Regions from separate parts of the Mus musculus genome. Here region 1 is linked to region 2. Evidence: chromatin loops called from intact Hi-C (ENCODE). Cell type or tissue: gastrocnemius. All regions are shown on one strand. Links, peaks and the distances in the headings refer to the core of each region. The heading gives the core; the rest is flanking DNA.

Region 1 (12,636 bases), core at 3,129-11,128, 370 kb after region 2:
TAGAACATGGCAAGTGATATCTTGGGATTATTGACAGGGAGATAGACAAAATAGCACAGAGGGTTGATATCTGCCCATCTCTAATGCTTTAAAGTTTATTATAAATATAAAGGTTTTATGTCTTTTATTTAGGAAGTAAATGACGTAAGATGGGGTAGAAACCGACAAATAATTTTTACCACAACAGCTCAGACCTTGGTAAACTTACTAATTTGAGGCAGAACTACCCCCTACCTTTGGCTCACTTTCTTTCTTTCTCTCTTCCTTCTCTTCTCTTCTCTTCTCTTCTCTTCTCTTCTCTTCTCTTCTCTTTTTTTTTCCTTTCCTTTCCTTTCCTTTCCTTTTTTTTTTTTTTTTTTTGAGACAGGGTTTTTCTGTGTAGCCCTGGCTGTCCTAGAACTCACTCTGTAGACCAGGCTGGCCTTGAACTCAGAAATTCACCTGCCTCTGCCTCCCAAGTGCTGGGATTAAAGGCATGCACCACCATGCCCGGCTTAGTTTCTTTTTTTTAATGATGGTATTTTCCTTTCAGTCTGACCTTCATCTCTTACTTGCCAGAATTTTGTCTTCACATTTAAAATGTTATGTAAAACTCTTTAGAGGCTATTCTTGCCTATGATTTCTATTGCTGTGGAGGAACACCAAGGCCAGAAACAACTTTGGGGAGAAAGGGTTTATTTCAACTTATATTTCCACAGCACAGCCCATCACTGAGGGAGGTTAGTGCAGAAACCTAAGTGAGCCAGGAACCTGAAGCAGGAAGTGAAGCAGAGGCCATGGAGGAGTACAGCCCCTCTCGGCTTGCTCAGCCTATGTTCTTATGGCACCCAAGACCAGCAGGCCAGAGGTGGCACTACCCACAACAGTCTGGGGTCTCTCACAGTAACCCCTATTAAAATGACCTATAGCCTATAGATGTATTTTTTCAATTGTATCAAATTGACATTAAAACCAACCAACACGTATACTGATATTTTGACTTAGTGATCCCATTAGTTTGAGTCAGTTCTTAACAAATTATGACCTGAGCTTTATGTATTTAAACACAGCATTGACATTTGTGTGTTAGGAGAGGCTCTACAACTTTGAGCTGACCAAACCAACATGTGCTTCCTCAGGCACGTGGATTTGACATGGTCTCATTGGCCATATGACAACTAGTTTAAAAGTACGCCTTTTAGTGGTGGCACACAACTTTAATCCCAGCACTTGGGAGGCAGAGGCAGGCGGATTTCTGAGTTCGAGGCCAGCCTGGTCTACAGAGTGAGTTCCAGGACAGCCAGGGCTATACAGAGAAACCCTGTTTCAAAAAAAAAAAAAAAAAAAAAAAAAAAGAAGTACTTTTACAACTTGTGAGATCTTTATCAACTAATATTTGTAGAAATGAAAGAAATGATGATTTATGACATTTTCTAAGGGCTCAAAGGGTTAGTTGTTTAATCTCACTGCCATAGAACAATCACAGGTCTGTAGTTTTACTTTTAAAGATGAGCTTTTCAGTCTTTTATAGTTTATTCTTGTTATATGACGGCACAAAGAACATCATGACTTTATTTATAATAAAATTACAAGAGTGGTGGTTCACAGGAGTCCTCTTCTAAAACCAGGTGCTTTCTAGAGTGACATGCTCTTGGGAAAAGACAAGAAGAGGAGTTGAATCCCAGTGATTCCCAGTTCATTATAAAGCAGAACTTTGAAATGATCGCTTTGCCTTTTAGGACAAAGCACCGTGGGAGCAGGAATTGGGGTCTGCTTTGTTCCCAGTGTGTGAAATTGAGCACATAGTAGGTGCTCAATAACTATTTCATAAAGTTACTTAATTCTATTACACATCTTTTGCTTTAAAAAGACTTCTTTACTCTCCCCCAAGTTTGATATGAGCTCTAGGCTCATTGCAGAGTACCAGAACAGAAATGCATGTGACTCGGTCATGCCTTCCACAGAGTGGAGGAGGAGATTGCTGCTAACTAGTAAAGGCTACATATAACCCACCCATGCTAATCTCATACTCTGAGAGGGAAAACTGAAAGTCATAGAGTAGGAACAAGACGCAAATGCCCACTCTCAAGGCCACACGTCCTTTAACTTTTTACTAAAAGTACCAGCCAAAGTGAGTAGGCCAGAAAAAAACAATATTCAAATTATAAAGTAGGCTGAGTTATCTCTTCAGAGTGAAAAAAATGTTACATGAAAGTCCTAAAGATCTCTCCCTCTACACACACACACACACACACACACACACACACACACGCGCGCGCCACATGCTTAAAATTAATAATTTCAACCAATTTAATTTAAATGGCAAATACAAAAATGTTTTGTATCTGTACACAATTAATGAAAAATCTAAAAAGTAAGGAAATAATTGAAAGTAAACCCATTGCATGGGTATAAATAAGATGGCATACTTAGAAACAAATTTAGCCAGGTAGGTAAAATATTTTTGAATACTGAGAAAACAGAGATATCTTTTAACTATATTTATGCTCATCTGTTCTGAAAAATATAAGGATATAGAGTTTTGAGATTCCTGAATTGTTGGCGTTGTTTCCTGAAAAACTGTGACATCCTTAAATACTATTCAACAACCCCACCCCTAAGGCTCAGGGAATATTGTAGGAGAGGAAATAGAAAGCTTGGGAGAGCCAGAGGACCAGGAGGACTGTTGTGAGATGGGTTTCTCTGGACAGAACCTGTGTGCTGCACTCATGAACTCTCAACAATAAAACCTGTAAGACCAGACCTGTCCACATACCAACTGGCAAACGTTCATAAAGTGCGGCTCCTGCACGAAGAGCGTCAAGGCAGCCAGTGGCTGGTGAAGAAGGGAAAATCAAGTTTTCCTCAAGCATGACTTCCCCCCACCCCCAATATGTTGTCAAGCCTACATGGTGAGGCTCTAAACCCATCTACATATGGACTGAGAGGTCATGGACGTGAGAGGGAGATGTGGGGGTGGGCGCTACATGAAAGAAGTTGGAGAGAAGAAAATAAAAGGTAGAAATAAGGTAAATGCTCAAAACTATTGAAATATGAAAGCTATGTTTTGAAGTGGAAACTTGAGGGTTCTTTGGAAAGTTGGTTGGATGGTGTTTTTCTGGGACAAATGAGTGAAGGAACGTTTCCTTAAAGTGGACACAGGTGTGAAAGGCTAAGGCGGACTTGCGAAGGGATGTTTTGCTGAAAGAGACTCAGGAGACAGGATGTTCTGCTAAAGCAAACATGAGAAAGGACACATGATGAAAGATTCTTTGATAACAACACGCATATATTGGTCCAATTTACATTGCATAGTTGAGCTGCATTTCACGGGACTCCATAGAGGAAAAAAAAAAAAATCAAAAAACTTCTGGTGGTGTGCTTCAGTTTCTTGCCAGTTCCAAAGACTGGCTGACTGGATGCCCGTGCTGAGGCAAAGCACATGGAGGACACGTGATGTTTGGAAGGTATAAATAGGACTCCACGGAGTGATGGAGACAGAGCTTGGCTTGCTGGTACAGCCAACTGTGCAACGCTTGTGTGGGTCTCCCGTCTTCTCGATCTTTGATTCCCTGAGAGAGGCACAGCTGAGATCTATTCCAGGTGTTCCTTTTGGTCCCTCCTGATGACTCAAGTCAAGGCTGAGGCCTGGCTGTCTCTGCTAGGTCACCACTGTTGCTGACCCAACTTTACCAAACTGGACTGCTGGTGTATCCGTGAAAAGTTTGCAAGTGGATCAAGCTGCTGCTGCCAACCTGTGAGCCGAACTGCTGATTTCCAGATAACACAGACAGGAGTTGCTCCAAAGAACCTTTTAAACAGGTCCACTTCACCACCCACCCCCTGCATCCTTTCTTTCCTACTACCTCTGGTGAGTAGTGGGCTACAAGGGAGGTTAAAGTGTTTAAGAACCATAATTCAAAATAAGGGCTGAAAAATTAAAGTTACTGTTTTGTTCCATTGGGCACATAAAAGATGATTATCATTTCAATTAGCTCAATTTAGTTCTAAGGAAATTATCTGTTTATACATTCAAAAATGTGTGATTAAGCAATGCCATACACAATTCATAAAGAGTACAGCAATAACTGACTCTCTTCACTCTCTGTGAATAAAGTACATTGATGTATGGGAACAGCAAAGGCCATGGATAACTAAAGCCATTCAAAGCAAAAAGAACACAGCTGGAACCCTCACGTTGTGTGACTCCAGACTGTACTATAGAGTCATGGTGATAGGTACCACGGTATTAGTACAAAAAAAGACCCATAGATCAATGGAACATGACAGAAGACCCAGAGACCAACCCACAACACCTAATTTTGACAAAATGATGGCCTCACCAACAAGTAGTGCTGGCAAAACTGGACATCATCCGCAGAAAAACAATTCTACATTTCTCACCCTGAAGAAAAACCTATGTGAGTTGTGTATGGTGCAAACGCAATCAAAGGCCATAATTGAGAACCAGAAATGCAGAGACTGCTAATGAAAAACAAAACAACAAACAAACAAAATACTTGAAGACATAGGTATAGCGCCTCTCTAGCACAGAAAAGTGCCCCAAGGATCCACAGAGCAAATTCTATGAGATTTAAAAGCTTCCTCATAGAGAAAAAAGCTAGCAGCACAGTGGCCACACAGCAAAGCGTCACAGTTATTTCAGGTGAGGGGTTGATGTTTAGAAAACGTAAAGAAAGGCAAACATTAGACACCAAAAAGGAGGGGGAAAGAAAACCACACAATGGCCTGAAAAAGACAGTTCTCAAAAGAAGCAATCCAGATGCCTAATAAATGTTTTTTAAAATGTCTAACATCTGTATCCATCGGAGAAATGCAAATTAAAGCCATCTCATGGGGGATGGGGCAGGAAATAGGACCACAGAGACAGAAAACTGGGTGTCAGCAAGATCTTCAACATTTTAAAGACACACAAGGTAGTGGGAAACAATACACCATGGTGTTTATTTTCTGTGTTTCTGGGTCTCTATCACTGTCTCTGCCTCTTGTCCAGAGGTTCTTGCCTATAACAAACAATTTCAGGGCTGTGGTCTGGTAAGGCTATAGATCAGGAACACTCTCATAGATAGCTTGTACCAGCCTCCGTGTTCAGTCTCCAGGACCAAACCCAAACCCGAATAAACATAAAAAATTAAAAAAATAAAAATAAAAAAATAAGGCACCAGGCAGTGGTGGCAGATGTCTTTAATCCCAGCACTTGGAAGGCAGAGGCAGGAGGATCTCTGAGTTTGAGGCTAGCCTGGTCTACAGAGTGAGTTACGTCTGGGACAAGGAAGGCTACACAGAGAAACCCTGTCTCAAAACACCAACTCACCTGAGTAAGAATGGCTGACACCAGGACGACAAAGGGCAGCAAATGCTGAAAGTGATGCGTTGAAGAGGAGCCATTGTCTACTGTGGGTGGAAATTAGTGAAGAGGCCTCTCACAAAAGTAACACTGAAACTGTTGTGTAACTCGGCTACTCCACTTCTGGGCAAACACGGAGAGGCTCTGTGTCCTGCCACAGAGACGCTTGTGCACCCACGTTTATTGGTTTTGTTTGATTTTTCACCATAGCAAGGAAGCAATCAGCCTGGCTGCCCATCAAGCGAGGACTGGATCAAGGGCTTCTGGTACTTAAGTGCAGGGAGATTTAGCTCGTAAAGAAAGATGTTTCAGGAAGAGATGGAACAGGGGCAGGGGTCCTCAACCTGGGGGTCGTAACTTGGGGCTGAATGGCAGTTTCACAGGGGTTGCCTAGAACCACCGGAAAGCACAGATACTTACGTTACTATCCCAACAGTAGCAAAATTACAGTCATGAAGTAGCAATGAGATAACTTTATGGGTGGGGCGCGGGGGGGGGGGGGGGAGGTCACCACAACACGAAGAACTGTATTAAAAGATGGAAGCATTAGGAAGGCTGAGAGCTGCTATAGTAGGAAGTAGCCCAGGCTCAGGACAAACACCAAGTGTTCCTTTTCATATGAGGAGCCTATCTTCTGTTCCTGTGCGTATTTGGGCTGAGCTTGGCGGCAAAGCCTTTCATCCCAGCACCTGAGAGGTAGAGGCAAGCAGAGCTCTCTGAAGCTATCCTGGCCTACATAGCAAGTTTCAGGCCGGTCAGAGACACATAATGAAACATTATGAGACCCAGCTTCAAAAGGAAAAAAAGATCGTGTATCCAGGTATCCAGGCGGAGTAAATGTGATTAACCTAGAGGAACCGGGAAAGGGAGCATGGCTGCAGGGGCTGGGCGAAAGCGTGGCTGCAGGGGCTGGGCGGGAGCATGGCTGCAGGGGCTGGGCGTAGGAAGGAAGGGGTAGGGAAGACAGCAGAACTCTCTGCATGGGAGAATTCTGGGGAGTAAGGGACAGCTGAATGGACAGCAGGTGTGTTCGCGTCCAGTGTATGTGTAGAATTAATCTAAGTAAAAGAAGTATACAAATCTCATATGGAAACCTGCTGCTTCATAAGCTAACATGAAAAATAAATTATATATCTTTATAAAAGACGATATATTGGAAGGCAAATGAAGGTATTTGGTACGGTGAATGGTTAATGGTGATTTGTGCTGATCGGTTTTTGCCTTGGAGTAAGTAGATCAGGGGGAGCATTGTATCAGAAAGATGAGTGGCCTGGACTTTAAAATAGGCCAATGCTATCAAACAGAAAGGGGATAGGGGAGGAACTGTTATGAAGAAGAAAGAAATACAAAGCCAAAAATGCAAAATATGATGCTTTCAAGACTGTAAATAGTATTGTTGAAACAACTGGAAAATGTGCATATTAGGTTAATGGTATTGTATCCATGTATCGAGAGTGACAATAGCATCACTATAGCCTTGCTCTGAGAAGACATGGGTTTCGGTATTTAGCAGTATAGTTTCCGTATGCTTATATCTTACTTTCAATAAAAATGCATATGTTCTCTCTCTCTCTCTCTCTCTCTATATATATATATATATATATATATATATACATATATATATATATGTAACTGAATAGAACAATAAAATAAATGTGGAGAAATAGTAATCGCATGTGAATCTAGGTGAAAGCTTTGAGTGTTGAGTCTGCTAGTCTCTGGCTTTTCTGAAAGTTTGAAATGTGGAAGAAAGGAGCTGGAGAGATGACTCAGCAGTTAAGAGCACTGACTGCTCTTCCAGAGGTCCCAAGTTCGATTCACAAAAACCACATGGTGGCTCACAACAATCTGTAATCTGATGTGATACCCTCTTCTAGTGTGTGTCTGAAGATAGCTACAGTGTACTCATATACATAAAATAAATAAATAATTCTTTAAAAAATGAATCTGTAAAAAAAAAAGGAGAAAAGGAAAGGAAAGGAAAGGAAAGGAAAGAAAAGGAAAGGAAAGGAAAGGAAAGGAAAGGAAAGGAAAGGAAAGGAAAGGAAAGAAAAGAAAAGAAAAGAAAAGAAAAGAAAAGAAAAGAAAAGAAAAGAAAAGAAAAGAGGGAGAAAGAAAAAAATCAGGGCTATGGACTTATGATGTGGACTCCCTACTCTGTGGGCAACGCGATCTTGAGAAAGAGCTTAGCTGTTATCCAGACGTCCTCAATTGTCTGTAAAGTAAGTACAGTGACAATTCCTATCCCACAGAACAGTGTGATGATTAAATGATCCTCTATGCATGAGTTAACTGTCATTAGTTATCCACTGGGAACATTCATTCATAGTACAATGGAGTACTTTGGCGAGTCACTGTTGACTGACTGCTTCTGACTGACTGCGTCATTGTGTGGTGAGAGCACACTGTCGCACTGTCCATAACCATTGGCTTGATTTTTATTTTCCATGTTTATCCCCTAGGAGGCTTACAGACTTCTAAAGTCTACCCTGAATTCTGGCAACTTTGGGGACTGCGGCAAAAAGGTAGCTGAAACCTTTTATAACATGGGCAGCATCTGTTTTGCCAAGGGAGAACTCGGAGAAGCAATTGAGCTACTGAGCAAGGTGAGCCAAGAAAGGCAAGCTCTGCTTGACTTCATCACAGTTCCTTCATGGGATTATATAAGCAGAATGTGGAAAGTGCTGGGTGTGTGCATGTATGTATGTGTATTAGTCAGGGTTCTCTAGAGGAACAGGACTGAGAGAATAAATGTGGACACGTGCGCGCATGCTCTCTCTCTCTCTCTCTCTCTCTCTCTCTCACACACACACACACACACACAAGGATTTATTAGAATGGCTTACACCCCCCAGCTAATTACAGCATACTGGCTATGACTGTAAAGTCCAAGAATCCAGCAGTTGCTCAGTCCACAAGGCTGTATGTCTCATTTGGTTTTGGTTTATGCTAGAATCCTGAAGGAGCAGGCTCTAAAGCTAGCTAGGGAAGAAGTGGAGTTGCCATTGAGAGCAAAGGCAAACGGATGATTTCCACCTCAAAGACCTAGATTAAAGGTGGGCTTACCACGTCAAATGATTTTATTTAAGAAAGGAAGGGGGTATGCAGCTGCCTAGGTTTTAGTTAATTCTAGGGTGACAAAGAAGAGCCATCAAAGTATGGGTTTTTCCCCTTCCTTTCTAAGATATATTACTAGTTAGCATACCAACAGAACAAAAGGCTAAAGACTCAGTGAGCTGCCGGGCAGTGGTGGTACATGCCTTTAATCCCAGCACTTGGGAGGCAGAGGCAGGAGGATTTCTGAGTTCAAGGCCAGCCTGGTCTACAAAGTGAGTTCCAGGACAGCCAGGGCTATACAGAGAAACCCTGTCTTGAAAAAAAAAAATACTCAGAGAGCTAAGCCAGGCAAGGTGGCACACTCCTTTGGTCCCTGCACTTGGGTAGCAGAGGCAGGCAGATATATCCATGAGTTTGAGGTTCATAGTTCCAGAACAGCCTAGAAACATAGTGAGACCCTGTTTCAAAACAAAGCAGAAAAAGACCCAGTGAGCTAAGCAACTGTCTGAACATAAAACCTATGTTTGCTCACAGTTAGCATCAAAGATATTAAAGATCAATTAATACTGAAGTGTACAAAGGCAAAATCAGAACCAGTCCATATAATGCTTCAGCAAATATCAGGACTACAAAGTTATTTAACCTCATTTTGGGCTAACACACACAGAAAACAGTTAAACAATGGGAGAAAGGGGTCCTCATTTTGAAAACTTAGAGCAAATTATTTAGAAGAAACAGAAGGACTTCAAGGAGAACACGAACTCAGAACCTGCAGAGAAAGAAAAGTGTTCACTGAAAAGATGATGATTTGAGGCCAAAAGATGAGATGGGAAAGGCAAAGAGTGACATGAGAAGGGGGCTCCAGGGAAGCAACAGGTCAGTGGGCCACAGTGAGCATGATGGGGAGATGAAGAGTCTGAGTACACAGAAACTGAGCCCTGCTCCTCAGATCTAGAACTGAGCCGCAGTCAGTGAAGGAAACAAAGTCCTGTAATATTCCTGAACTGCAGCTGGGCAGTGGTGGCGCACGTCTTTAATCCCAGCACTTGGGAGGCAGAGGCAGGCGGACTTCTGAGTTCGAGGCCAGCCTGGTCTACAAAGTGAGTTTCAGGACAGCCAGGGCTGCACAGAGAAACCCTGTCTCAACATCGCCCCCCCCCAACCTCCTCCCCCCCCCCACCCGCCAAAAAAAAAAAAAAATCCTGAACTGCACCCGACCACTTGTTTCAGAGTTTCAAAGTTGTGTCTAGGGATTGTTCTTGTTTGCTGTCGTTTGTTTTTTCTATACTACAGAGGCAATTTTAAAATCACACTGGTGGGCTGGAGAGATGGCTCAGTGGTTAAGAGCATTGGCTGCTCTTCCAGACGTCCTGAGTTCAATTCCCAGCAACCACATATGGAGGCTCACAACCATCTGTAATGGGATCCGATGCCCTGTTCTGGTGTGTCTGAAGAGAGCAATGTTGTACTCATATACATAAAATAAATAAAATCACCCTGGTTTTAAAACGTATACTTACTTACCTTCAAAACAAGGAAACTAGATCCATAAGATGCAGCTAAGAATCTCTAAAGAAAATTTATAGCTCTGAATGCTCATATCAAAACTCATTGATATCGCAAATAACTTAATATACCTCAAAGTCTTAGAAAAATGAAACAAGCCAACCCCCAAAACAGCAGGCTGCAAGAAATAGTAGAGACCATGCCATTCCTGACTGTATTTAATATGGAACCATCCTATATGCTCACCTGTAGAGAGAGTATCTTCTACAATATATAGAAGCATCAACTGTCAATAAAAAGCTGATTGGCCAATGAGCTAATGCATGAAACAGGAGGTGGAAGTTCTAGAAGGGAGAGAGATTTCGGGAATAGTCAGACTCTGGAAGGGATTTCACCCTGAACCCAGAAGGAAATGGAAGTATGATACGGAGGAGAGTTAGCCAACCACACAGCAGGACTTAGAATAAAATAAATGAGATAATTAAGTTATAAGCTACTAAGGGAATAAGTCAAAGCTTTTTGCCTAGGAATTTATTCATAATTATTTAAGCCTCAGAGCCATTATGTCAGGAACTTGGGTTCACGTAGAAAAGCCTGCAGTCACCTCCTGCCCCAACATATAACGTTATAAAGGAAATATGACATGTAAACACAATGGGATTTTATTGAGGAAAGACATTTTCACATTTTTCTCTCATGTGTTGAAACTGGATGTGTGTATGTGTGTATGCACATGTGTGCAGGACATAAAAGTAGAAAAATAACTATAAGGAGAAGAGTCTAAAGGGAACGGGAAGGAGTCACAGGAGAGGTCACAGAATCCCCATGACATGAGAGGTAGTGAAGGACTGTCTGGGATGAGAAAGGGTCATTAGGAATAGGAAATAGGTTTGGGCATGAAAGAACAGAGTAAAATGATAAGCTTGCATGGAAATGAAAATATCACAGGGAAATCCACCACTTTCCATGCTAGCAAATTTAATAGACTTGTCTCTCTGTGTGCATGTACGTCCAGGTTCTTCTGTTTCGCTGACTTATCTGTCTATATGCTAATACATGTTGAATAGTGTAGCTTTAAAACAAGGCTTTAAATTGGGAAATTTTAGTTCTTCAAATATGTGGATGATATTCTGAGCTTTTTACATTTCCAGAGGGATTTTACAGTCACTATGTGAATTTATAGTTTAAAACTTGCTGGAGTTTTGAGTGAGCTTACATAGAAGCACAGATTTGTTTGGACAGATTTTTGTTTGTTTGTTTTGGTTTTTTGTTTTTTTGAACAAGGTTTCTCTGTATAGCCTGACTGTCCTGGAACTCACTTTGTAGACCAGGCTGGCCTCGAACTCAGAAATCTGCCTACCTCTGCCTCCCTAGTGCTGGGATTAAAGGCGTGCACCATCACTGCCCAGCTTGTTTGGACAGATTTGACAGTTTAATAGTATTTGTTATCTCCCTCATGAACATGAACCACAAAGTTAACACAAATTATAATTTATTATAGTTATATTTTGTAGTTTCAAATGGATAATTCTGGTAATATTTTCTCCTATTTATCTGGTTTTGCATCTTTTATTATATTTAAAATATGTTATTTCTGAACTTCACTTTCTGATTGCTTGTTGCTGGTATATGGACACATAATTGATTTGGGTTTTGTATAATCTTGTGTCCCATGAACTTAATATAATTACTAAACTTGTTATCTCCAGTGCTATTTTGTAGATTCTGCCAGATTTTCTACAGAGATAGTCATATCATATGCTAATAAATGCCATATCTTTTATTCTAAGCCAGAATGCTTCTATTTCTTTTTCTTATTTTATTGCACTGGTTATACTACAAAAGCCATATCAGTTAGGCATGGTGGAAACAGACACCTCTGTCTAATCCCAAACCTTGTGAAAAAATGGAGGTCAACTTTCATCATTTGAGGTGATGTCAGCTGAACGGTTCTCAGAGACTGTATTATGTTAGAGACGTTTCGTTTCCCTTCTGATTTGGTGAGAATTTTTAATTAGAAGTAGATGGTGAATAGTATAAAGTTATTTTTCTGTCTGTACTGAGATGACCAATGGCTAGTCTCTAGGTAGATAGTTTCATTTCTGTGTTATCAAGTTCTCAAGTTCATTGATTTAAAAAAAAATCTAATATCAAACCAGTTGTTAGTCATTTATAGTTTATTTGTAGGCCAGACATCTTTTTCTCCAGATTTTTTTTGTGGGGGGGGGGTCTTTATATACTTGTTCATGTCTCTTCTTAACCTTAACACACACTCACACACACATACACACACACATACACATGGGGGGGAGGAAGAATGAAGAGAAAAGAAGGAGACAGACAGACAGACAGAATGCCGTTCCAATGGCAGCAATGATAGTTTTAGTGTACGTTATCATACTTTTTGTGACAGGTCTGACTATAGCTCAGATTGTTCTTAGACTTAAGGGATCATGACCATTCTTGCTTCAGCCTCCCAGGTGCTGATATTCTATAGGTCCATGCCACCATGCCTCACTTCTTGGATGACGTGTGACTGGTTGCTTTTTATCATTATGCCAACTGAATGCCAGATACCATAGACTTCTTTTTCTTTTGGTTTTTTTGAAACAAGGTTTCTCTGTGTAGCCCTGGACATTTTGGAACTCACTCTGTAGACCAGACTAGACTGGCTTAAAATCAGAGATCTACTTGCCTCTGCCTCCTGCACTGGGATTAAAGTCACT
Region 2 (12,636 bases), core at 2,552-10,551:
CCAAAGTAGAACTGAAGCCCAGCCTTCCAACCTACACCTCTGTTGTACAATGGGGACCATGGGAGTTAGTGGTAAGCTGGATGTGTGGACTGTAATTTCAAATTATGAAGCACTGTGCCAAAAGAATAGACCCGTGAACAGCATCAGTAAGAAGACAGTAGCTCGGAGAGATTGGCGTCTGCTGTACCCCTCACTGGCTTTTTGGAGGTGGTCCAAGTATCCTACACTATTTTCCCAAAGGCAAGCTCAGTTTTCTGTTTATATACCCAAACTTTGTTTTCAATCTGTGTTTCTCTTCCTTCTGGGCCACTGATCTGGGAGCCACCAGATGAGAACAGGTTGGCTCTTCTGTGGACTCATGTGTGTATTTAGGAACATAAGCCTATATTGTACTTTGAGGGCTAAGAACTCCAACCACATGCAGGATAAAGTAGAGTTTCCTAGGATCCCAAGAGAACACACGGTCATTTATAAAGCCAGTCTTCAGGCGACCCTGGCCTTCTTTGCATGGTTCTTCCCCAGCTTTCTCCTTCTGTTTCTAAATGACTTTTCATTAGTTTGATGGAGAAGATAGGAAGTCCTTGATTGCATTCACATTTCATATCCTGCTGTCCCTCTGGAGTCCCATATGCCTACACCAGATTCACGTGCCAGACATGAACAGCAGATCTGATGGAAGGCATCTCCTGATGGGAGGCCAGGACAAGCAAGCACAGTGCAGGTAGCCATCGTCTTGAGATGAGGCCTCAGGGAAACTCCCATAGGCTCTGCTGCTCAGTTATTACCACACACACATTTACTTGGGAGCCCTAAAGCTGGAGATGAGTGAGATACACTATACCTTCCTAGAGATCCAGAAATAATGGATCCGGAAGTGATGCTTCAAGAAGCTGGTGCCCTGCTTTAAGAGATGTAACTCATGTGGTTCAGCTATCACAATCTGAAGATGAAGCCAGGAGGGTGACAAGTATGGTGACATTCTACTGAACATAGCTCTGAGCAAAATCCTCTTCCTACCTTCACAATGCCTCCCAGTTTTCTTGGGTGGTCCATACAAACTTCAGAGCTTGGCTGAAGCACTTACAAATATTTTGAGTTACAAGGATTATTAAGGTAAACCGTTTTAGCATAAAGAATGAACCTCACATGGCATCAAAATAATGAGCACAGAGACAACACTTTATGTGAAAAGAGGAAAAAGCATTTCTTTTTGAATATTGCTATTTCTCTATAGTGTATAAGCTTACCTTCTTGGCATGTAGGTAAAGAGAATCTGTGTGAAGACCAATTTAAATTAGAAATTCTTATATTTCCAAGATTAGTAGTTCTCATAAATATTAAGAAGTTTCTAGTGCACCATAGGTGGCAAGGTCAAGGTCAGAAGGGTTCTTTTAAACTTATTTTTATTTTAAATTTTAAATACATTTTTATTATATTCTTTTCCATCTCTACCGATTCATTCTAGATCACCACCCCCAATTCTCTATCCACCCAACTTCATCTCTCTCTCTCTCTCTCTCTCTCTCTCTCTCTCTCACACACACACACACACACACACACACATGCATACCCCAAAACAGAACAAAAAATGAAAAAAAAAGAAGAATGGGGTTCGTTTTATGTTGGCCAACTGCTTCTGGTCACGGGGCACACCCTGGATTGTGGTTGTATACACAATGACACTCTTTTGAAAGAAAGAAAGAAAGAAAGAAAGAAAGAAAGAAAGAAAGAAAGAAAGAAAGAAAGGAGAAAGTCAAGACAAGACAAAACCTTTCCTGGCAGCCATCAGTGGAAAACAGCTTCTTGGTTTGTGGTAGAACCTTGTGGTCACTCTACCTTCTCTGTGCAGGGTATTTGTGAGGTTTGAACCTGTGCAGGTCTCCTGCTTGCTATCACAGCCTCTCTAAGTTCATCTGTGCATCACTCCTGCTGTGTTTCCTTGGAGCCATCTACCACTTCTGGCTCTCACAATCTGTCTCGTTCCTTGTCTTTTAGATCCCTGAGCCTTGAAAGGTGTTTGATAAAGATGCCCCATTTAGTGCTGTGAATCCCAAACTCTCTCATTCTCTATACATTGTCTAGTTGTGGTTCTCTGTGTTATTACCATCTAATGCAAGAAGCATCATCTCTGTTGAGGGTTGTTACACTGATCTATGTACATAACAATATGTCATTATGAGTTATTTTATTGAAATGTTCCTCTAGGAGAACAAAGTAGTAGTTTTCCTTCTAGGGCCATGACCTATGTAATCTCAGGTTCTTGGCCACTTCAGCAGTGTAGGGTACAGGCTCCATCTCATGGAGTGGGCCTTATATTCAAGCAAAAAGTGGTTGATTACTCCTGTAACATGAGTCACCATTGCACCCATATATTTAAAAGGCAAATCTCTGTTATGGGTTGCAGGACATGTAGCTGCGTGAAATTGATAATTGCCTAGTTCACTCAGTACTGTGCAAAGTACATTCCAGCACTATGAATACTAACCAGTAGAAATGAATCTCCTAGTTGTACATCAGTTTTATTTCTCCATTATCAATGACATAAATAAACTGTGTCATCTGGGATAGGGCCTTATCCTCGAGTTATAGAGAGTAACTAATAGCCTTTGCAATCGTCTATGATATCTGACCAAGAACTCAATGAGATATAGCCTATTCCTGGCATTGGAGATTTTACCTGATAGCAAATGTCTAGTTGGGACATTCTCTCCCTTATTGCATGGTGAATCCATTTTAATTTCTCTCATATCGTGAGACCCCGATTTAGAGTGTTTCTCCCTAGAAGGTAAAGCCCCTGGACGTTACCCAAGCTTGTTTTCCCTGATCTCTAAAAATGCAGTCAGAAAGAAGCTCTTTGTTCTCTATAGCCAGCAAAAAGCCTTTTGTTTCTGTGCCTTACAGCCAGAGATGCAATAATTGTAGGAAGACCTACAAGGACATGGAGATAGATGCCAGAGAGGAGGCTGCAGCTCACTCCCCCCCCGCCCCCCCCACCCCCGCCAGAAAGGAGCTGTAGCCAACTCTTCTCCCAACTCCTCCCAACTCTCCTCCCAACTCCTCCCAATTCCTCAGCTAGCTGTTAAAAGCCCCCTACGGTCACCACTCGGGTCAATCTCCCCTGCTCTGCATGGCAGAGGGACTTCAGCTAGCTGATAATAAAACCTCTTGCAGTTTGCATCAGGTGTGGTTTTCTCTCGGATCACTGGGGTGCTGGACAGATCATCCCGGGACTTGAGCAGAGGCCCAGCTTCGGAAGTCTTACAATATAACTATATGTTCTAAAAAGTTCCTACTATAGAAGGATTCTCTTTTGCTCAATGTGTGTATATGTAATTATTTAGACTTTACAACTTTATTGAACGGATATTGGCAATTTAAAAAGGAGTAGCTTTTAAAAACTGCTCTTTTTAATGCCCATATATGAGAAAGTTAAAAGATGACAAAGTTTGAAAATGAAATGGCCCCTAAAAGGATTATTCATTGAAGATTTTGCCCTCAGCTGACGAGCTATTGAAAGATAAGTGAATTAAGACACTAACTTTATAAACAGTCTAGTCTATTGATGATCTCATAACTGATAACTGATGACAGCAGGCTTGAGAATATCATTGTGCCTTGTTATCCAACCTTCTTTGTCTCTCTCTGTCTCATGGAAGCCAGGAGGTGAGGTGCTTAGCTCTGCCATTGTCTTCCAGTATGGCATTCTGTCTTACCGCTGGCCCAGAAACAGTTTAAACTTGTGTCAGCTACCCCACCACAGCAGAAAGCAGCCACCAGCACAGTTGACAATCCAGCATCTATTGCTCTTTGCTGTACTTTTTGAGATGGAGTGACCTGGCCTGAGGGTCAGTCAATGGGGTCTGCAAGGGAGAGAGTGGGGATGGAGGGGCAAGAGACACAAAGAATGGAGACAAGACAGTATGTCTAATTTATTGAAAGGCAACTATGGGTGTGTAAGTACAAGCTGGGGAGTGCAGCTGGAGACACTTAATCACAAGTCCAGGATGTGTCTGAGAAAAACAGGATGTTATCAGAGTGTGTTTAGCTGTGGTGGGCTGCTTGCAAAAACATCATGCTAGGAAAACAAGTCTCTCATTAGGGTGGGAAAGTACCAACCTGTAAGTAAATAGCTCAAGATGGCTGCAGAGATGATAGCCATTTTCTACTAAGAGTTGGCTCCCAACAATGGAACCTGTGAACCTGGAGCATAGCAATTTAGCTAGACTGAGTAGCCAGTGAGCTCCAGGAAGCCACCTGTCCCTGCTTCCCCAGCACTGAGATTACAGGCATATGTGTCCAGCTTTTATTTAGAGTGGATGCTGAACATCAGAACTCAGATTCTCCAGTTTAAATCACAAGCATTTTATTGTCTGAGCTATCTCCTCATTCCAAGTGAACCAACTGGTCTCAAGAGCCCCAGCTGCACCTAGAGCTCCAAGTAGAAAGGGGTTTGGCTGAGCTTGCTAAGTCTCTGGTCTTCCCTTACTACCGTGGCAATGACTCCTAGATATTCAATGTTTTTTTAAAAAAAAAAAAACTTTGCAAACTACAGAGAGGATGAGATGAATATGTAGGGTTAAGACCTTTCTTTACTTCATGGCTTCTTTGGAAGAGGAGTTGCTGAGGCTGAAGAACCCCAAGAAAAATCTATAAACTTTGAAAAGTTTGTTCCAGTTCATTTTCCTCACGGCAATGGAAGGGCGTGCCGATAGCAGATAGGTATTTGACAGGCACGGTTGCTTTTAGCCAAGCCTGGTCCCAGGGGCAGCAAGCCAGGCCAGCTCCTCTCGTAAGGTAGGGCCTCCACCCAGAGAAAAGGATCTTGCTGATGAGAACTGGGATAACCAGAGAAAACAAATGGAGAGCCAGTCCCCAGAGCAGGCTGCTTGGCTCTGGGTGCTCTCAGGAGAAGCAGTCAGAGTGACCACCAACCCTTTTGGACAGTGAAGAGCCACACACTGGTGGCATCTCTGTCACAGCAAATCTTTCTAACTCCTGCTCCCTGCCTCCTCTCTCCAGCTAATGGCTTATTTCTCACAACCCAACTTCAGTGAGTCAGGAATTCTCATTCATGAGTAGGCTAATAGCAAATAGCTTTGAAGATGCCAGTGTAGGATTCTCCTAACTATCCTAGAAGAGCCTCCTAGGAAACTGTTCCTTCATGCGATACTCTGCACCAAGTTCTATGCTTTCAGAAGGAAAATGGTCCTGGTCCCTTGTCAGCAAAGTTTTACAGGGAGTGTGGAGGTGTTTTCAGTGGTACTAGATGGAGAGGTAGAGCTGGAACCCACAGTGGGACGTGCCTGGGGAGAGACTGACAGGATGTGTCCCTCTGGGAGCTGGTTCTGGAGGCAACGGTTGTTTCTTTTCCAAGAAGTTTCAGACTCATTCATAGACCACCGTGAACTTACAAAGGAACTGTTAATAAAGCGACTTCCAGCTAGGCTGCAGCAGGAAAGGGCAAATGCAGAGGCCATTTGCCAAACAGAAAGAGAAAAACAAGTGATGCCCAGCAGACAAGACTTTGGACTTCAGTCTGTTGACTGGAGTCCCAGAGGCCACAGGAAATGGTTCAGAGCTCGGCATAACCTCTACAGGCAGTGAATGGCAGGCCCTGGAAGCCAGCCAGGATGACTAAAGCCTGCTTTACTCCAGCTTTTAACGAGTCCTCTGAGACACAGTGCTGGACAAAATCTCGCAGAACAGCCTGTTGCCTGATGCAAGTCCCCACGGGGTAACTTGGATGTGGTTTTATGCAATTTAAAAGCCTGACTTAGGGCTTGAGAGATGGCTCAGGAATGAGAGTATATAGTGTTCTTGCAGGGAGTCTGTGCTCAGCTCCTAACATCCACATCAGGCAGCTCACAACTGCCTGAAAGTCCAGCTCCAGGGGATCCAACACCCTGTTCATGGGCACCTGCTCTCAATGCACACATCCATGCGTAGATATACACGTGTGCATTCACGTGCATACATGCACACGCTCACATACTGTATATATATATGCATATTTTACATATCAAAGCAGACCTGGCCTCCAGGTTCTCCCAGTGTCCCTCAGTCCCCCAACCCTGAACTTTCCAGCCCAGCTCCTCACTCTGTTTCTCCTTTCCTTCTCTCTCTGTGTCACACCCTTTCTTTCTCTTCCCCCTCCCCCCACCCCTTCTCTCTCCCCATGGTGACTTCCCTGGCCTCAGTCCTTAGGGCCACTGAACTCACCCGAGAGCAGCTTCCCAATAAACCTACATTTAATATCATCTAATCTGGTTTGAATTGGCTCATTTCACCAGCAGAGAAATAATTTATAAGTTAGCACCAAATCCCCCATGACAAGGCAAACGACCAACATGGACAGCACCCAGAATCTTCCCAGCCTACAAACATGTAATTACTTCCCCTCAGAGTACTTCCAGGTCGCAGCCCACCTATACAGTGGAAATGTGGCTGTGTAGAACCAAGGTTTGTGCTCCCAACACTCGGGAGTCTCCAGGTTTAATGAGGTATTCTGCCCCCCACAACCTCCATGATAGCTTTTTGCCTGAGAAGTCTGATTCCTGGTCCCTAGTCACAACTCAGGGATGATAGTGGTACATGGATCCTACTACACCACATTCCTGATCCCTCCTTTGTTCCTCTCAACTTAGATTTTGTTCTGGACGTCCCTGAACACCTGAATCACTTGAACACCTCCTAGCCTAGCCTACTAGCCAGAGATAGCCACATATACCATCTTTGCCAATGGACAGCAGGAGAAATCCACTTCCACCTCTGGGAAGCATTTTGCATAAACCTGGGTCCTTAGCCACCTTTCCTCCTTTCTACTCTACAAGGGCCAAGATGTCTATAGCCCCAAGGACATTAGGCCACTATGATGTGACAAGTAGATTCCATGAGCAGCTGGCTCCAGCATATGCCAGCAGCTGCCTACCACTAGGCTTCTGACTATGAGGAGAAAAACCCTTCTTTACCTCAGCTATTTCTCCTAGTGGGGATTCTGTTTCTTGCATTCTTGTTCTAAGTAAAGACTCAATCTGTTGTCTGTATCCTGAGGATGAGGAAACCTTAGAGCTACAAAAAATATCAAAGACAAATCAGGGCAACAAGTAAATGACAGAATTTAGCCCAGTACCCAGTGCTCTTTCCCACTACTGTAGAACAGAAGTAATAGCAAGCCTTCTGAGATGTCTTTATATAGTCTTTCCTTGGTATTACACTTGCCCATCCTAGAACTGCCCGTTGCTTGGACCCATTCAAGACTCTTAAGATGGGAGTCAGATGATTAAATCCTCTTCCAGTCAGCAGAGTCCAAATCAATGCACAGACTACCTGAGAAAACCAAGGCACACTCAATCACACACACACACACACACACACACACACACACACACACACACACACACCTCATATATTTGGCTTCACCAAGACAAGGTCTCCTATGACGACTTGAACCTTCTGGCTCTGGAAAGAGAGATGGGGTGGAGAAAACATGGGAGCTAAACTGGGTAGTTAGTAGGCTAGGAAGCCGAGTCCAGCTCGAGATCTGCCGGCTAAAGTTACAAGGAAGCAGGGGCTAGAGAAAAGAGTGGGCCCAATACAGAGACAACACACAAGCAGAAACAGGAAGGATGCCAAGTGGGATCGTGGGGCAGATCCATCTACCCTACTGCAGGCAGTACCTGGGGAAAGCATATGAACAATAACAAAAATCACATGTAATTGATCAGTAAAGAAATCTTCTGTTGGTCTGATTTCCAAAACACCACTATAGTTACAATTGCATCTGAGTAACACCTATGCAATGCTTTTGATAACATGCCTCAAGGAACACTGCTGTCTAAATCGAGGTTACTTCAGAGAATTGCCAGTTAGCGGTCCATCTTCACACAGCTACACAGTCTGTGCTATAGAAATGCACTTCACGGTGGCTTGCTTTTGATCTTAGCAAAAAAGCTAGGAATCAACCAATTACCAATGTCAAGCAGTAAATATCTGGCTCATGTGATACAGCCCATTTCTCTAAAACCCGATGAAACTCAAAATGAATCGTGACAGAACAGTGCTTCAAAGAGGAAGAAACAAGAGGCGTTACTTCTGTTCACATCATCACGGTGAGCTTTTCATTTACATTCAATCAAAGCCCTAAATGTGTGGTACTGTCTTTGCCAAGAGTAAAATTAAATTCATTTATAAAATTTTTAGTGGATCTAAAAATGTTTACATTTACATATATTCTTGCTCAGTCGTAAATTAGTTTTTAAAGGACAGTTAATCAAGAGAAAGCGGTTGTCTCTGGCTATTATTGCAGTGCATTTATCACTTGCCGTTGGCGGTGTCAATTATGCGAGTGTAGCTGTGTGACAAGTGCCTCGGGTGCACTGCTATCTAGGCACTTCTCCCACCACTTCTGCTTCCCGGTTGTATGTGACTAGCTCAAGGACCGAGGAGGTGGAGCACTGAGGTTCGCCTTCACAATCATTTCTGCCTTCCCATGCAATTTAGAAGAAGGAAGTCAGGGAATTAGGAGATAGGAGAGTTGTCCTGGCCTATTTATTCAATTCCCTGTCTTCCTATTGGGCCAACATATTAACTGATCCTTCTCTACAAGGCCATAATTTATCAAACAAGCCACCTACCCTATCTGGATGTACTGGCTGGTGTGTGTGTGTGTGTGTGTGTGTGTGTGTGTGTGTATTTGACACAAGCTAGAATCTTCATAGAGGAAGAGACCTCAGTTGAGGAAATGCCTCCATGAGATCCAGTCAAGAGAAGGAACAAGCAACCAGTTGACAGGGATTAAATATAGGATCATTAAGAAAAACAAAACAGAGTAAGGTGGAGTCAGGAGGACAGAGAGATGCATAGGAAGAAGAAGGGAGGGACACTCGGTTTGAAGGAAGTTTTGGAGAGAGGGCCATTCCTGCTGGGACATCAGCTGAGGAGGAAGGTCAGCAGGGTGCTCTCTCTGCTGTTGTGAGCTAGCAGGCTTTCACCCCAGCACCTGGCTCCTAAGTCTTCATTGGTGTCTTCGTTAGGGTTACCATTGCTATGAAGGGACACCATGACCAAGGCAACTCTTATAAAGGACTACATTTTATTGGGGCTGGCTTACAGTTTTAGAGTTTTAGTTCATTATCCTCATAGCAGGAAGCTTGGCAGCATGCAGGCAAACATGGTGTGGAGGAGCTGAGAGTTCTATATCTTGATCCAAAGGCAGACAGGAGAAGACTCTCTTCCAGGCGGTTAGGAGGAGGGTCTCCAAGCTCACCCCCACAGTGATACAATCCCTCCAACAAGGCCACGCCCACTCCAACAATGCCACACCTCCTAATAGTCCCATTGCCTGGTCCAAGCATGTTCAAACCCCTACACTTGGCAAAAATCAAACTATTGAGATTTTTGTTAAAAAACAACAACCCTCGTCCACCCTTGCTATGTCTTAGCCAGGCTCACACTCAGAAACAATGAAGCCAGACAGCTAGCTGTGCTTTACACCACAAGCAGCTTGACCACTGTGTCGACAGAAAAAAGGTGGAGAATACATCCAAGGGTCAAAAAGGAAAGAAAGCTACAAAGGGCTGCAATGGCTGCCCAGTGACTGCCCCTGTACTGGTTGGTTTTATGTCAACTAGACATAGACTAGAGTTGTCAAAAAGGAAGGCACCTGAATTTTTAAAAAAATTGCCTCCATAAGATACAGCTGTATAAAGCATTTGATGCAAGGACCGTGATATAGCTGTCTCTTGTGAGACTAGGCCGGGGCCTAGCAAACACAGAAGTGGATGCTCACAGTCAACTATTGGATGGATCACAGGGCCCACAATGGAGGAGCTAGAGAAAGTATCCAAGGAGCTAAAGAGATCTGCAACCCTGTAGGTGCAACATTATGAACTAACCAGTACCCCGGAGCTCTTGTCTCTAGCTGCATATGTATCAAAAGATGGCCTAGTCGGCCATCACTGGAAAGAGAGGCCCATTGGACAGGCAAACTTTATATGCCCCAGTACAGGGGAATGCCAGGGCCAAAAAATGGGAATGGGTGGGTAGGGGAGTGGGGTGGGGAGGGTGTGGGGGACTTTTGGGATAGCATTGGAAATGTAATTGAGGAAATATGTAATATATATATATATATAAAAGATACAGCTGTATAGCATTATCTTAATTAGTGATCAATGGGATGGGTAGTGCATCCCTGGGTCAGTGGTCTGGGTTCAGTAAGAAAGCAGGCTGAGCAAGCCATGTGAAGCAATCACTCCTCCATGGCCTCTGCATCAGTCCTGCTTCCAGGATCCTGCCCTGTTGGAGTTCCTGTCCTGACTTTCCCTTGGTGATGACCAGCGGTGTGGAAGAGGAAGCTGAATAAGCCTTTTCCTCCACATTTTGCTTCTTGGTTATGGTATTTCATTGCAACAGTCGAAACTCTAAGACAGCCCCCAGCTCAAGTTATTGAGCTATCTCAAATATTCTAATCCAGGATGCCATTCTCTGCTGTATAACACTAGTAATATCTCCTTCACCAACAGGTTCTTTCTTAGGCTCTGCACTAATGGAAAATGGGGTTTCTGGGAGAGAAGAGACTTGGTCCTTCCTCTTTGTTCTTGTGCCTTCCCTGTGGGACTCTAACTCTTGCCAACCTCATTTCAGCCGTCCTACCTCACCTTAGCAGACAACTGGTTTCAGTATCAGCACCTGAATCCAGTTTGCAGCTGCTGCTAAATGTAGTATTCTAACTTGAAGAGTATCTTTACTTGCCTGCTGAATGACCCCATCAGCCACTGGCCAGCACTCAGCCTCAAAGGACTGAATCCCAGTCCATGCCCAGGGGTCAGAGGAAGTATCGCCCCTTACCCCCAGATGTCTGAATCTCTGCTCTCATAAATTTGAATGATATCAATCTTTGTCCTGCTTCTCAGCCAGAGGGGAAATGGGTTCTTGTTTCGGATCTTCATGCCACAGTCGCTTTGCATTTTCTTTTGTGAATAGATAGGAGGAGTCTGGATTTCTAAATCACAGTGTAGAGAAAAGCTATCCACCTATCCAGACACATTCACCAAATGGCCATGAGAATGAGATAACACACACACACACACACACACACACACACCCTGTGCCTATGGCCATCTTACAATCTGTAGAAAACCATGAGATGAACACTAGAACTGGGAAGAAAATGACCTCGGTCCCCTCTGAAAAATAAAAGAGAAAGGCTCTTTTTATTGTCTTTTGTTTTCCAGATATGGTCTTGAAGTGGAAATTCCTGGTGCTTTGGAGACTCAGTTGTGTCATGTGATGTTTTCCTGGAAACTGTCTTATGAAAGAATGTTTTTTGCTGAAGCAGACACATGGGAGGATGTTTTGCTGAGAACAGTCATGTGGTATTTTTCTGGAAGCTGCCTGGGAAAATGACATGCAATGTTTTGCTAGAGAGGATGCTTAAGAGGACGTGTGGTGTTTGGGAAGGGTATAAATCTAACCCAACAGACCGTGGACTACCCTGTGTGGTATTGGTTCACCTTGCCACTTTTGCTGATCTTTGTTAGATATTGGTTTACCTTGCCTTCTTCACTGGTCAACATTTCTTGTGACATGGTAGAGAGAAATGTACCAAAGAACTTCTGGTGGTGTCCAGTAGCTTCTTGCCGCTCCTGTGGACTCAGGCAGACAGGCAAAGCCTCAAGGTTTCTTCTGGATCAAACAGCCATTGAGCTGCTGCTGCTGATTCACGTGAACTGAGCTGCTGGTATCCTGACAATGTAGACTGGATTCGCCCCAAAGAACGATTTCTAAACAGGTCCACATCGTCCTTTGTCCTATTAACCCTTCCTCTCCACTGCCTCTGGTGGGTGGTAGGATAGAAGGGCAGTTAAAGCATTTAAGTACACTTATTAAAGTAGGTTTTCAGCAAAATCTTGCTGGCATATGCAATAGTTTCTGCGTTTGGTGGCTGATTATGCGATGGAGCCCCAGGTGGGGCAGCCTCTGGATGGTCCATCCTTTCGTCTTAGCTCCAAACTTTGTCTCTGTAATTCCTTCCATGGGTATTTTATTCCCTGTCCTAGGGAGGAATGAAGTATCCACACGTTGGTCTTCCTTCTTCTTGATTTTCTTGTGTTTTGCAAATTGTATCTTGGGTATTCTAGGTTTCTGGGCTAATATCCACTTATCAGTGAGTGCATATCAAGTGACTTCTTTTGTGATTGGGTGTACCTCACTCAGGATTATATACTCCAGATATATACATTTGCCTAAGAATTTCATAAATTCATTGTTTTTAATTGCTGGGTAGTACTCCATTATGTAAATGTACCACATTTTCTGTATCCATTCCTCTGTTGAAGGACATCTGGGTTCTTTCCAGCTTCTGGCTATTATAAATAAGGCTGCTATGAACATAGTGAAGCATGTTCTGGGTATATGCCCAGGAGAAGTATTGCTGGATCCTCCAGTAGTACTATGTCCAGTTTTCTGAGGAACCACCAGACTGATTTCCAGAGTGGTTTTACAAGCTAGCAATCCCACCAGCAATGGTGGAGTGTTCCTCTTTCTCCACATCCTCGCCAGCATCTGCTGTCACCTGAATTTTTGATCTTAGCCATTCTGACTGGTGTGAGGTGGAATATCAGGGATGTTTTGATTTGC

Evidence for each region. Peaks named below come from ENCODE experiments on the same cell type or tissue, not always from the same donor. Only the 100,000 strongest peaks of a DNase experiment are listed, where the experiment ranks them.
Region 1: a loop joins it to region 2, with 2.6 times the contacts of the local background. A loop is called at or near these places in 27 of 42 quality-filtered maps.

What each region holds. Positions count from the first base shown.
Region 1 is chr15:10,510,405-10,523,040 of GRCm38, reverse strand. It overlaps Ttc23l (tetratricopeptide repeat domain 23-like), which reads left to right. Exons shown (of 13, transcript NM_001378877.1): 10 at 7,810-7,953. Among named protein-coding and RNA genes, the nearest start is that of Rad1, 31 kb to the right of the region's middle. In gastrocnemius, for the core only: no CTCF peak of the experiment used is centred there; no DNase peak of the experiment used is centred there.
Region 2 is chr15:10,883,451-10,896,086 of GRCm38, reverse strand. No RefSeq gene overlaps it. Among named protein-coding and RNA genes, the nearest start is that of Gm19276, 61 kb to the right of the region's middle. In gastrocnemius, for the core only: no CTCF peak of the experiment used is centred there; a DNase peak (open chromatin) is centred at 5,620; H3K27ac peaks cover 761 bases.